2 separate regions of the Homo sapiens genome follow, and region 1 is linked to region 2. The links are chromatin loops, found by intact Hi-C in ENCODE. Cell type or tissue: ovary. All regions are shown on one strand. Links, peaks and the distances in the headings refer to the core of each region. The heading gives the core; the rest is flanking DNA.

What was found. Peaks named below come from ENCODE experiments on the same cell type or tissue, not always from the same donor. Only the 100,000 strongest peaks of a DNase experiment are listed, where the experiment ranks them.
Region 1: it touches region 2 in a loop (5-fold over the local background); 101 of 110 quality-filtered maps call a loop at or near these places.

What each region holds. Positions count from the first base shown.
Region 1 is chr14:65,821,589-65,826,966 of GRCh38, forward strand. No RefSeq gene overlaps it. Among named protein-coding and RNA genes, the nearest start is that of LINC02290, 290 kb to the right of the region's middle. In ovary, for the core only: a CTCF peak has its summit at 3,331 (motif pointing left); no DNase peak of the experiment used is centred there.
Region 2 is chr14:65,160,958-65,166,335 of GRCh38, forward strand. No RefSeq gene overlaps it. Among named protein-coding and RNA genes, the nearest start is that of LINC02324, 59 kb to the right of the region's middle. In ovary, for the core only: a CTCF peak has its summit at 3,337 (motif pointing right); no DNase peak of the experiment used is centred there.

The DNA of each region.
Region 1 (5,378 bases), core at 209-5,208, 660 kb after region 2:
AACGTGGATTGGAGGAGCCAGGAGCAAGGGAGGTTTATAGCTCAAGGCGGCAGATGCACTGGCCCCAATGAACAGCAGCTCAGAAGCAGCGCAGATAAACAGGCATGGCTAGGCCCTAGGCAGGGGATACTGCATTTACTTTTGCATAAATTCATGAAGTAGTTATATGCTTTTGACTGGAAACAATAGGAGGCCCAGTGAAAACAAAGAGACTTAGCAATCCAGGCTTTTTAGGATTGGATGCTTGCTTGAGATGCCTAAGCACATAGAAGACACTCGGATGCCCCTGGGGTCAAAGTGTCTACTGGATGTAGACTTACAAGGGCCACGGCAATGGAGGATGGTGGGGGAAGTGATCCCCGGGAAAAGTCAGCTGCGGGTACACCTGCCCTCCCTCTCACCACACCAGGCACCTTCTTCAAGTTTGAGTCCCTAAGTAATTTCTTAAATCCGACCTAACCAAAATCCAGTCCCCATGCAATCCAGACATTTGAACACTCAGTGCTGCAGAGCTCTGTCCTTACTTCTTTTGTCCATCTCTACCCACTGCCCTGGAGACCTTGGTGATCTTTTCTGGTCTCACAGTTTTGATTACCTTCTATTTGCTGAGGACTCCCAAGTTCCATCTTCAGGCTGGATCTACTCAGCAACCTCACTAGATGTCCACTGGATTTCTCAAACTTGACACATCCAATGGAAACCTCTGATCTTTTCCCAGAACCCCCACATGACTTGCGGCTGTCTCCATTTCAGCTGATGGCCACTGTGTGACCTGGTGGTCAGTCATCCTTGATTCCTCTTTCTCACACCCGTATCTGACACGTCGGCACGCCCTGCTGATGCTTCCTTCAACATCTCACTTGGGCTCCCAGCACTTCTCATCACCTCCACTGCTCCATTCCTGGTCCACATTGTCATCAGCCGCTACGTAAATATGGCGATGGCCTCCTAACTGTGTTCTCTATTTCCCCCTTTGCCCCTTGCAGGCTAATCTCAACACAGGTGCTGGAGTGGTCCGATTAAAGTATAAATCAGGTCATGGCGCTCAAACCCTCTGCTCAAAACCCTCCAATGGTTCCCCATTTCACTCAAAGTAAAACCCAAAGTCCTCACAATGGCATTACATGCTCTGCCTATTTTGGCTATGATGACTTCTCTGACCTCGCCTTCTTGTATGACTCCTGTCATTCCCTCTGTTCCAGCTACGTTCCTGTCTTCCCACATACTGTGGCCCCCTCAGGGCCCATGTGCTGGCTGCTCCTCTGGCTAGAATGCGTCTTCCCTACATATCTGCATGGCTCTCTCCCTCACGCTTTAAAAATCTTTGCTGAAACATCATATTTTTAGCCAGGCCCACCCTGACCACCCTAGAGGGCAAACAGATTTTCCCTGATCCCTAATCCTTCTTATCCTCTTTACCTTACTATATATTTTCCACAGCAGTTTCCACCAGTATCTAACATACCCAATCATGTATTTATTTCATACATTTAGGCTCTTTTTCCTCACAGGGACATAAGCTCCATAAGAGCAGAGGTTTTTGTCTGACTTGTCTAGTGGTGTAGCTCTAGTATTTAAAACAGTGCCAATAGGAGCTTAATACATATTGTTGAATGAAATATTCCCCTTAAGTTGGAATTCCTTGGGGGGAAAGGAGCTCTAGGGATCTCACCGAAGCGCTTTCTGATGCATCTCATGTTTCTACTTGCTAGCCCTTCTTTCAGTATGGTTGCTTTCCATTTAATCTTTGGGCAGCCATGGCATCTGAGATTCTAAGTACCCTCCTCACAGCCTCGCCTGTTTTCTCTGCTTTCCAGATGAGGTTGTGCTGATCTGGTGAACTGCCCTTTGGAGCTCACCTTAGCCAGGTCATACCGCCACTCTGGGAACCCTGGAATGTTATTTGTTAGTACGGGCTTTCTGGGCCTCCTGGGTCCCTTACCCAAGCCCTGACCTGAGAGTCCGTGAAACTGAATCCCTCCTGTCTCTGAGTGGGACTCCGGGTGCACATTCCTAGTTCTCCTAGAGTGTGGCTCTGCTTTTTTTTTCCCCTCTGAGCCAGAAGCTTGGAAACAGAGAGGTAACGAAATGGATGAGAAATAGGGAGTACATTTGAGGACACTTAAATACAACCAGGCAAGAAAGTTAAAGAATTTCTTCAAGGCTGGGGATGAAAATTGCTGTGTGTTCATTTAATGAAAATGACATAGAAGAGCCAGTGTTCAGACAAAAAATAATTCAGAGATTCTAAAAGTTAGAATTTATCAGTATGCTGAGAAGTCTTTAAAATTCTAATAAGCTTTCAACATTTGTGCCGTTTGCTGGGCTTAAAGAAACACAAGGAACAAAGAACAAGAATTTCCTCTTAGGTAGGACGATGATGTCTAATGCATCTATTTCCCTTGCTACATTCTATTTCCATTTCATTCTGAGATCCTGCTAAATTCGGAAGGTTGCCCTTGGGTTTTCAACACTGCAGGGGATGATTTAAATCTAAATAATAATAAAAAGCCACTGCTTTTATTGTACTTTTATTTTATAAGTTGATGGAAACATTTCATATACACATTAAGTTTTGTAACCCAATCTTGGTACTTGCTGGGTCCCGGAGGGGCTGTTTCACTACTTGGGACTTCCCTTGTGTTTGCATTATCCCTCCAAGGCAGAAGGAGAAAATGCTTTCACTGAAGCCAGAATAGTGTTTTATTTGAAATAATTCTCATTTAAGGCAAGGCACACACATTCCAAGTGCACATACATGCACACACAGTCTCTCTTATATGGGCTGCATCATAAAATCACAGAGTTTTGGAATTGAAGGGACCTTAGAGATCATCTGTTCTAACACCAGCATGTTACCTATGAGGAAGCTTCTGCCAGACAGGTTAAGTACCTCATCCAAGGTCACAGGCATGTAGTGAAAGAGACCAGGCTACAATTCAGATTCCCTGACTCAAGTCTAATTTTCTTTCTGCTACACCATATTGACTCCAAAATAAGATAATGTATATGAAATCACTTTGAAAACTGAAATGTATTACACAGGTATTCAGTGTGGAGAAGGAGAATTACAATGAGCTTGCTTTCTTCAGAGGTGAGCATGACTTGCTCAGGTCTCTTCCCGGATAAAGTAAGTTCATGGTGTGTGAATCATGAACCGTATTTCTAATTAGGTTTCTGGGTATGGCCTCCAGAAAATGAGCATCAAAGGGGTCAAACCAAAACACAGTCTTCATTCAAGTCCAGCTCGTGTATAGCTCTACTTTTTCTTCCTTCTCACCCTCTCTGTCTGCCTCCCTCTAGTGTCCACCTTTAGTTATTGCATGTGTGCCCCGCAGAAAGGCTGCATGCAGACTACTATCCACCATGTTCACCATTATTTGTTCAAATTACCCCCCTATTTCTTGATATCAGTAGCTGTCATCACGACCAAATTAGGATGCTTTTTATATCAACAGGAATAAATGACTAATATAAAGACCTGGATATTAAGAAAAGTATTTAAAATCGTTTTGTGATTGGAATGATAACACATTCAAAGTTTGGTAATTAAATTGTCTTTAATAGACTTAAATCACATAAGAAGCCCTTATAATTAATTGAAATGTTTTAATTACAAACATAATTATTTTTAAGGTAGAAGGCCTATTAAATTAACTAACACATGATTCATTAAAAAAATTACTGCTTTACATGGAATGCTGTCAATTACTAAATATTATTGCAAATTACTTGAAGGATTAAAATTTTATTTTGGTACTATTAATAGATTAATGTATTAAATCATATAGTGATTATAAATAATATTTAATTAGTCCTATGTTGCCTTCTTTAATATATAGACATATCTATATATCTATATTTATCCCTCAGTCATTGTAACGTGTTCCCTTGAAAGAAACATGTCTAACTTCATATTCTAACTAGGATCCTTGTTAATGTGTAAAATATTGACAAGAACACTCACAACTCATTGGTAGGAGATTCTTTGGTAGCGTTGCCTAAATGCTCTGGATCAAGTAGAACAAATTGGCTGCTAACAAAGCCTGTAAACTATGGATCCCATTTCCTGATCTTAAAAGATCCATTCAAAAGTCTGAACGACATTTACAAGTAAGAGCCTTCCACCATGTTCCCAGCTCTTTTCAGCCTGTGACAAATAGGTCAACGTGCACAGTGAGAAGGGGAACTGTGCATTGTTCTCCTGCCTCATTTCTTGAGTTGGCTGTACCTCCTGCCTTGATCCTTCACCTGTCCCTCCACACTCCTCATTGTCTAGAGATGCACACATGATGCCAAGCACACCCGTGCACACGCACGGGCACACATGCACTCTGAAGGCCAAAAGGCAAGAAGTCATTCAGTTGGATGGCTGTAGCTGGGTCTCAGAGGAGACGGTGTGCAGCTGGAAGCGCCATGCTTGCTGGTTTACTTGCTGCTCAGCAATATGGAGTGCTTTGCCAACAGACTCCTACTGCTTCTTCCCCTCTTGAGGAGAAACTGTCAAACAACACGAGGATAAAAATTAAGCTACAAATAAAAATGTTTACAGCTTTCAATAGAAAGTCAATCCTATTTTAACACTCCAAAAGTATTCTCCAAAAAGTTCAATGACACAAATTGCGAGGGTGATTTATTGCCGGGTGAATGAAATGACCAGATGCCCGCAATCTGAATGGGGCTTTTCAGGGATGCTTTCGGGAGGAGTTTCACTGGACCTCTGAGGTAGGAAGTTGGGGGTGAGTATTGTTTCCACTGCCTATACTTTTTCCTTTACCTTCTTCTGGCGACAGACCTCTCCTTCCTCCCTGTTGGGTGCATGTGTGACCCAGAAGAGACCAGTCACAGCTGCTCTTCCCCAGCCACAGGGGTGAGTCCAGGGACAGACACAAAGCAAGGCAGAGTCCTTCCCCGAAACTGTGCTTTCTTCATGAGTCTATAAGGGCGCAAGTCCAGATCTCTGGTAGCGAAGGAAGCAGTCTTTTAAGGATGTGCAGACCAAGGGAAGAGGCAGGAGTGGCTGCCTAAGAAAGAATGCCCCAGTGCCACCGTCCCCAGGGCCAGTTGCACCCATATTCTTTCTTTGCAGCTTAGGATTCTCTCCCCTTTTTGGCATAAGTTAACTTGAATAGAGTTGCTGTTACTTGCAAGTGAAAGAACCTTAAATAATACAGAAATGACTCCAAGATTTAGGTCAGAAGACACATTAGTGAGGCAGCAGTTGCAAGTGACAAAATTCCGTCTTCAATTAGTTTAAGCATAAAAAATAAAGGATTGGCTTGAGGAACAGAAATGTTCAGGAAAGCCTTCAATTTAGGTTTCCCTGATTCAAGCACTCAGACGATATCTTCAGGATCCCACTGAAGGCGTTCTGGAAA
Region 2 (5,378 bases), core at 311-5,310:
CCAATAGGCCCCAGTGTCTGCTGTTCCCCTCTATGTGTCCATGTGTTCTCATCATTTAGCTCCCACTTATAAGTGAGAACATGCAGCATTTGGTTTTCTGTTCCTGCGTTAGTTTTCTAAGGATAATAATTTTCAGTTCCATCCATGTCCCTGCAAAGGATATGATCTCATTCTTTTTTATGGCTGCATACTTACTTATTTATTTTTTGTAGAGACAGGGTCTTGCTATGTTGTCCAGGCTGGTCTCAAACTCCTGGGCTACAGATCCTCTTGCCTCAACCTCCCAAAATGCTGGAATTACAGGTGTGAGCCACTGTGCCTGGACTGATTTTAATTTTTTTTTTTTTTTGAGACGGACTCTTGCTCTGTCGCCCAGGCTGGAGTGCAGTGGCACGATCTTGGCTCACTGCAAGCTCCACCTCCCGGGTTCACGCCATTCTCCTGCCTCAGCCTCCCGAGTAGCTGAGACTACAGGTGCCCGCCACCATGCCCGGCTAATTTTTTGTATTTTTAGTAGAGACAGGGTTTCACCGTGTTAGCCAGGATGGTCTCGATCTTCTGACCTTGTGATCTGCCCGCCTCAGCCTCCCAAAGTGCTGGGATTACAGGGGATTTTAATTTTTTTTAATACTGAAATTTACTTTCCAAAATTTCTGTAAAGAACACATATTCCTTTTATAAGGAGGGGGAAACATTGTAAAGATGTCTCTTAGGTAGAAAAACAACAAACATTTATGTAACACTATGATTTATAAAGCTCTTTTCTCAGCATTCTAATTTAGTCCTCTCAACTGTGCTCTCTGATGATTATTTCCATTTAGACTTCAGAAGACAAACCCCAGAGGTTTAGAAATGTTCTTAAGGACATACAACTCCAACTAGCTGAACCAAAAGCAGAAGGAACTTAGTCTTCTTGCTATAGTTTTTTTGTTTTTGTTTGTTTGTTTGTTTTTCAGACACAGTTTCACTCTGTTGCCCAGGCTGGAGTGCAGTGGCATGAACACAGCTCCTCCCTCCTGGGCTCAGGCGATCCTCCCACCTCAGCCTCCCAAGTAGCTGGACTACAGGTGCATGCCACCATGTCCAGCTAATTAAAAAAAAAATTTTTTTTTTTTTTTGAGAGACAGGGGCTCACTATGTTGCCCAGGCTGTTCTTGAACTCCTGGGCTCAAGCAATCCACCCACCTCAGCCTCCCACAGTACTGGGATCACAAGGATGCACCCCCAAGCCTGCCCATCACTGTAGATTTCATCTTGTGTTAAAGTCACTGAAATCTTAGGATAAGTGGGAGCTGCAGAAGGAAGTCAGAGGTTAGTTTGTGGGAGAATAAGCAAGTGGAACTGCTGACCTCATGGGGGCAGAGGTTTGGCAGCTGCTGTTTAGATAGTGGGGTCATCGGGCCTCTAGTTTTTTTGTCTTGTTTTTTTGAGACAGAGTCTTGCTCTGTTGCCCAGGCTGAAGTGCAGTGGTGCGATCTCACTTCACTGTAACCTCTGTCTCCCAGGTTCAAGCAAATTTTGTGCCTCAGCCTCCTGAGTAGCTGGGACTACAGGCGTGCGCCACTATGCCCAGCTTATTTTTGTGTTTTTAGTGGAGATAGGGTTTCACCATGTTGGCCAGGTTGGTGTTGAACTCCTGGCCTCAAGAGATCCTCTCACCTCAGCCTCCGAAAGTGCTGGGATCGCAGGCATGAGCCACCATGCCCAGCTGTGCCTCTAGTTTTATCTGGAGGGCCTTGGAATGATTTCTGGGCTGAGTAGGAAGCACACCCTCAGGAGATTGGACCTCCTGGGCCCCTAGCAGCTGGGTTTTGCTCAGCCTGAGTCCTGTCTCTAGTTGGAGACAATTGGGAACTGCTCCCTTAGGCCCTGCATGGCCCTACACATTCCTCCTCCTTTTCTGGGGCTAAAGCAGGGCCTTCTTCCTTGTGAGTTACACAAAGTGAGAGACACATGGTCCAAGATGGCCAGCGTCTTCATATCAGAAGATCTTGGAGTTCCTCCAGGAGCCCGGAGGTGTCTCCTTCTTGCATGTGAGGGGGGGCTTCTAGATGAGGCAGGCTTGTGAACCAAATCCATTAAGGAAGGGAACTGGGACATGAAGACGAGGAGGTGGTGTCAGAACGAGATTCTCTTTCAGGGATGTGTCATGATGTCCTAGACAGTCCCTCTTTCTTCAGTTGGTTCGATAGGAGAAGGACTGGAAGAAGGGAGAGAAGGAAAGGTGAAGTAGACCTTTGACCAGAGCCACCTGACGATGTGTAGGGGAAGACCCAGCCAGCATTCCCCATTTCCTGTTTGGGGTTGATCTTTCTGGGGTGAAGCTGATCTGTCCCTGCCCGTAGATGTGCACCAACTTGGAGAATTCCAGAATCCAGTTGATTGGGAAGGAAGATGAGAAGGTATATTTTTTCTAGAGTTAAAAGAAGTGGTGTGAGGCCAGGTGTGGTGGCTCATGCCTGTAATCCCACCACTTTGGGAGGCCAAGGCGGGTGGATCACCTGAGGTCAGGAGTTCGAGACCAGCCTGGCAATATAGTGAAACCCCATCTCTATTAAAAATACAAAAATTAGCTGGGTGTGGTGGTGGGCACCTGTAATCTCAGCTACTTGGGAGGCTGAGGCAGGAGAATTGCTTGAACCCGGGAGGTGGAGGTTTCAGCAAGCCAAGACCGCGCCACTGCACTCCAGCCTGAGCAGCAAGAGCAAAACTCCATCTAAAAAAAAAAAAAAAAAAAAAAAAGGAAATGGTGTGTTAGAGCCAGCTCCTACAGCTTGTGAGAGGCCGATTGTTAAATTTTCAAAAATGTTGTGAATCATTATGTTGATAGCTTGAAATTGGTCATAATGGGAGTATTTACACCATGACAATTGGGAAACACTACCAATCAGGGCTTCTCCAGGCCAGAAAGCTGGTTGCTAGTCACTTACCTGCATATGCCTGGGCAAAGAGTACCATTTACCTCACTGTTTGGGGGTTCCTTGTGGCCTTTTGAGGGGGATAATGACAACTCTGTCTGGCTTTGGCCTTCTCTCCGTGATGTCCTGATGGTAATCATCTAGGAAGTACTGAATAAATATTTTTACTTTGGAATATATTATGAGATGAAATACAGGTCACCCTTGTCTGTAGGTTTCTCTACTTTCCTTCTCCTATATCTAAATCACACAGGACAGGCTTATCTAGGATAATATCTCCTGTATACTCCATTCCTAGTCTCTCTAGACCGTATAGCAGCTAGTACAATGCCCAGGACAAAGTAGGTGCTCCAGAAATTGTTCAAGGAGGCTTAGAGAATCAATATCACCTGTTAAAATTTTATAGTTTTCCTGACTGTTGTCAGCAGAGGGCGATACAGGACTACTGATGTGCCAGTTCCAGCTCTTTACTCTCTCTTTAAGAGAGAAAAATATGAATTAATTAAGGTGAATGAAGTAGGAAGGGGCCAAACTGAATTGATGACTTTTAGATAAAGCATCAGTTTTGAAAAAGAAAATTGCAGCATTCAAATGATAATAGTAAACATCATCCTGTAGCACTTTACATATTACAAAAAGCACTTGGCCTACACAGTCTTCTTCAGTGCCTCGGACCACCCTATGCAGGTGTAAGCATCACAGTCTTCTAGGTGCATGTGTGGAGTCTGCAGTCACAGAGGAGTCGCCACTGGACAGGACTGGCCTGGCTGTAGTACATCTGTTGTACCCAGGGACGGGGAAGCCTCAGTGTGAAGGTTGCAGGGAGCCCAAAGCATCTGAGCTCCAACTGACTCTCTGACTTTGGACAGGTCACAAAACCTTCCTGTGCTTTAGGGATAATACTGGTACATGGCGTCAGGACATGGTGTGGAATGAAAAGAGAGGATGCATACAAAACACTTAATAGACTGCTTTTCAGGTAGTAAAACACTTAGGCACTGTTAGCTCTTACAACACCAGGCACCTGACCTGAGGGTGAAGGCAATGCTCAAGGTTGTGTAACTAGTAAGGACAAAGCCAGGACAGAAGTCCCACCTCCTCCAACCCAGGGTCTCTGCCTCTGACGAGGGACACCTGTCCCCAGCTGTCAGTGCTGACAAACCTTCCAGCCGTGCTAATCATGGCTGTCATTCTTACTTAAGTGCTTGAAGACTAGTTTTTAAGAAATTCCAGCCAGGTGCGGTGGCTCATGCCTGTAATCCCAGCACTTTGGGAGGCCGAGGCGGGCGGATCATGAGGTCAGGAGATCGAGACCAGCCTGGCTAACATGGTGAAACCGGGTCTCTACTAAAAATACAGAAAAATTAGCTGGGCGTGGTGGCAGATGCCTGTAGTCCCAGCTACTCGGGAGGCTGAGGCAGGAGCCTCAGGCGTGAACCCAGGAGGCGGAGCTTGCAGTGAGCTGAGATTGCACCACTGTACTCCAGCCTGGGCGACAGAGCGAGACTCTGTCTCAAAAAAAAAAAAAAAGAAATTCCTTCTTGAAATCCTGTTTATGCTATTAATTTATTTAGTGGCCAGGTGCAGTGGCGGCGGCTCATGCCTGTAATCCCAGCACTTTGGGAGGCCGAGGTGGGTGGATCACCTGAGGTCAGGAGTTCAAGGCCAGCCTGGCCAACATGGTGAAACCCCATCTCTACAAAAATACAAAAATTAGCTGGGCATGATGGCAGGTGCCTGTAATCTCAGCTACTTGGGAGGCTGAGGCAGGAGAATCACTTGAAGCCGGGAGGTGGAGGTTGCAGTGAGCTGAGATCGCACCATTGCATTCCAGCCTAGGTGGCAGAGCAAGACTCCATCTCAAAAAAAAAAAAAAAATTGTTACTAACTCATTTTTCTTAAAGAGCTGACAGTTAACTTCAGCCAAGTGCTACCCAGGGCTCATGATCTGAATCTGAGTGCTCAAAATCAAGTAGGTTTATGGTCCTGAGCATGTTAAAGCCAGCATGTTTAATAGGAGTTTAATAGGAGAGGAGTAGTAGAGATTCTGGTTCTGTTTGAGGCAGGAAGTTCACATGTAGGGCTGATATTGTCAGATTTTCTGATTTTCCAAAAGAAGCATGAAGTCCAGATTTTTTATGTGAAATATCTCACTTGATAAATCTTAACTAATTTATATTGTGTAAAAAAAGACCACAGGGACCAGATAAAACATGTTTGTAGGACACATTGCTCTGTGGCTACTAGTTAGTAACCCCTGAAAAAGCCTTAAGGTAGGATGAGGCAGGGCAGGGCAGCGTAGTTGTGGCACATGGTTTGTGTTCCCAGGGGCAACAAGAGTAATTCCATTTCAGTTTGGAGATCCTTGTCTAAAGCCAGTACATTTTGCTCAATTGATCATTATTTTTCTTTGGCTGAGTTAAGTAGCATTCTTCGCTCTTTCGCTAAAGGATCAATTCC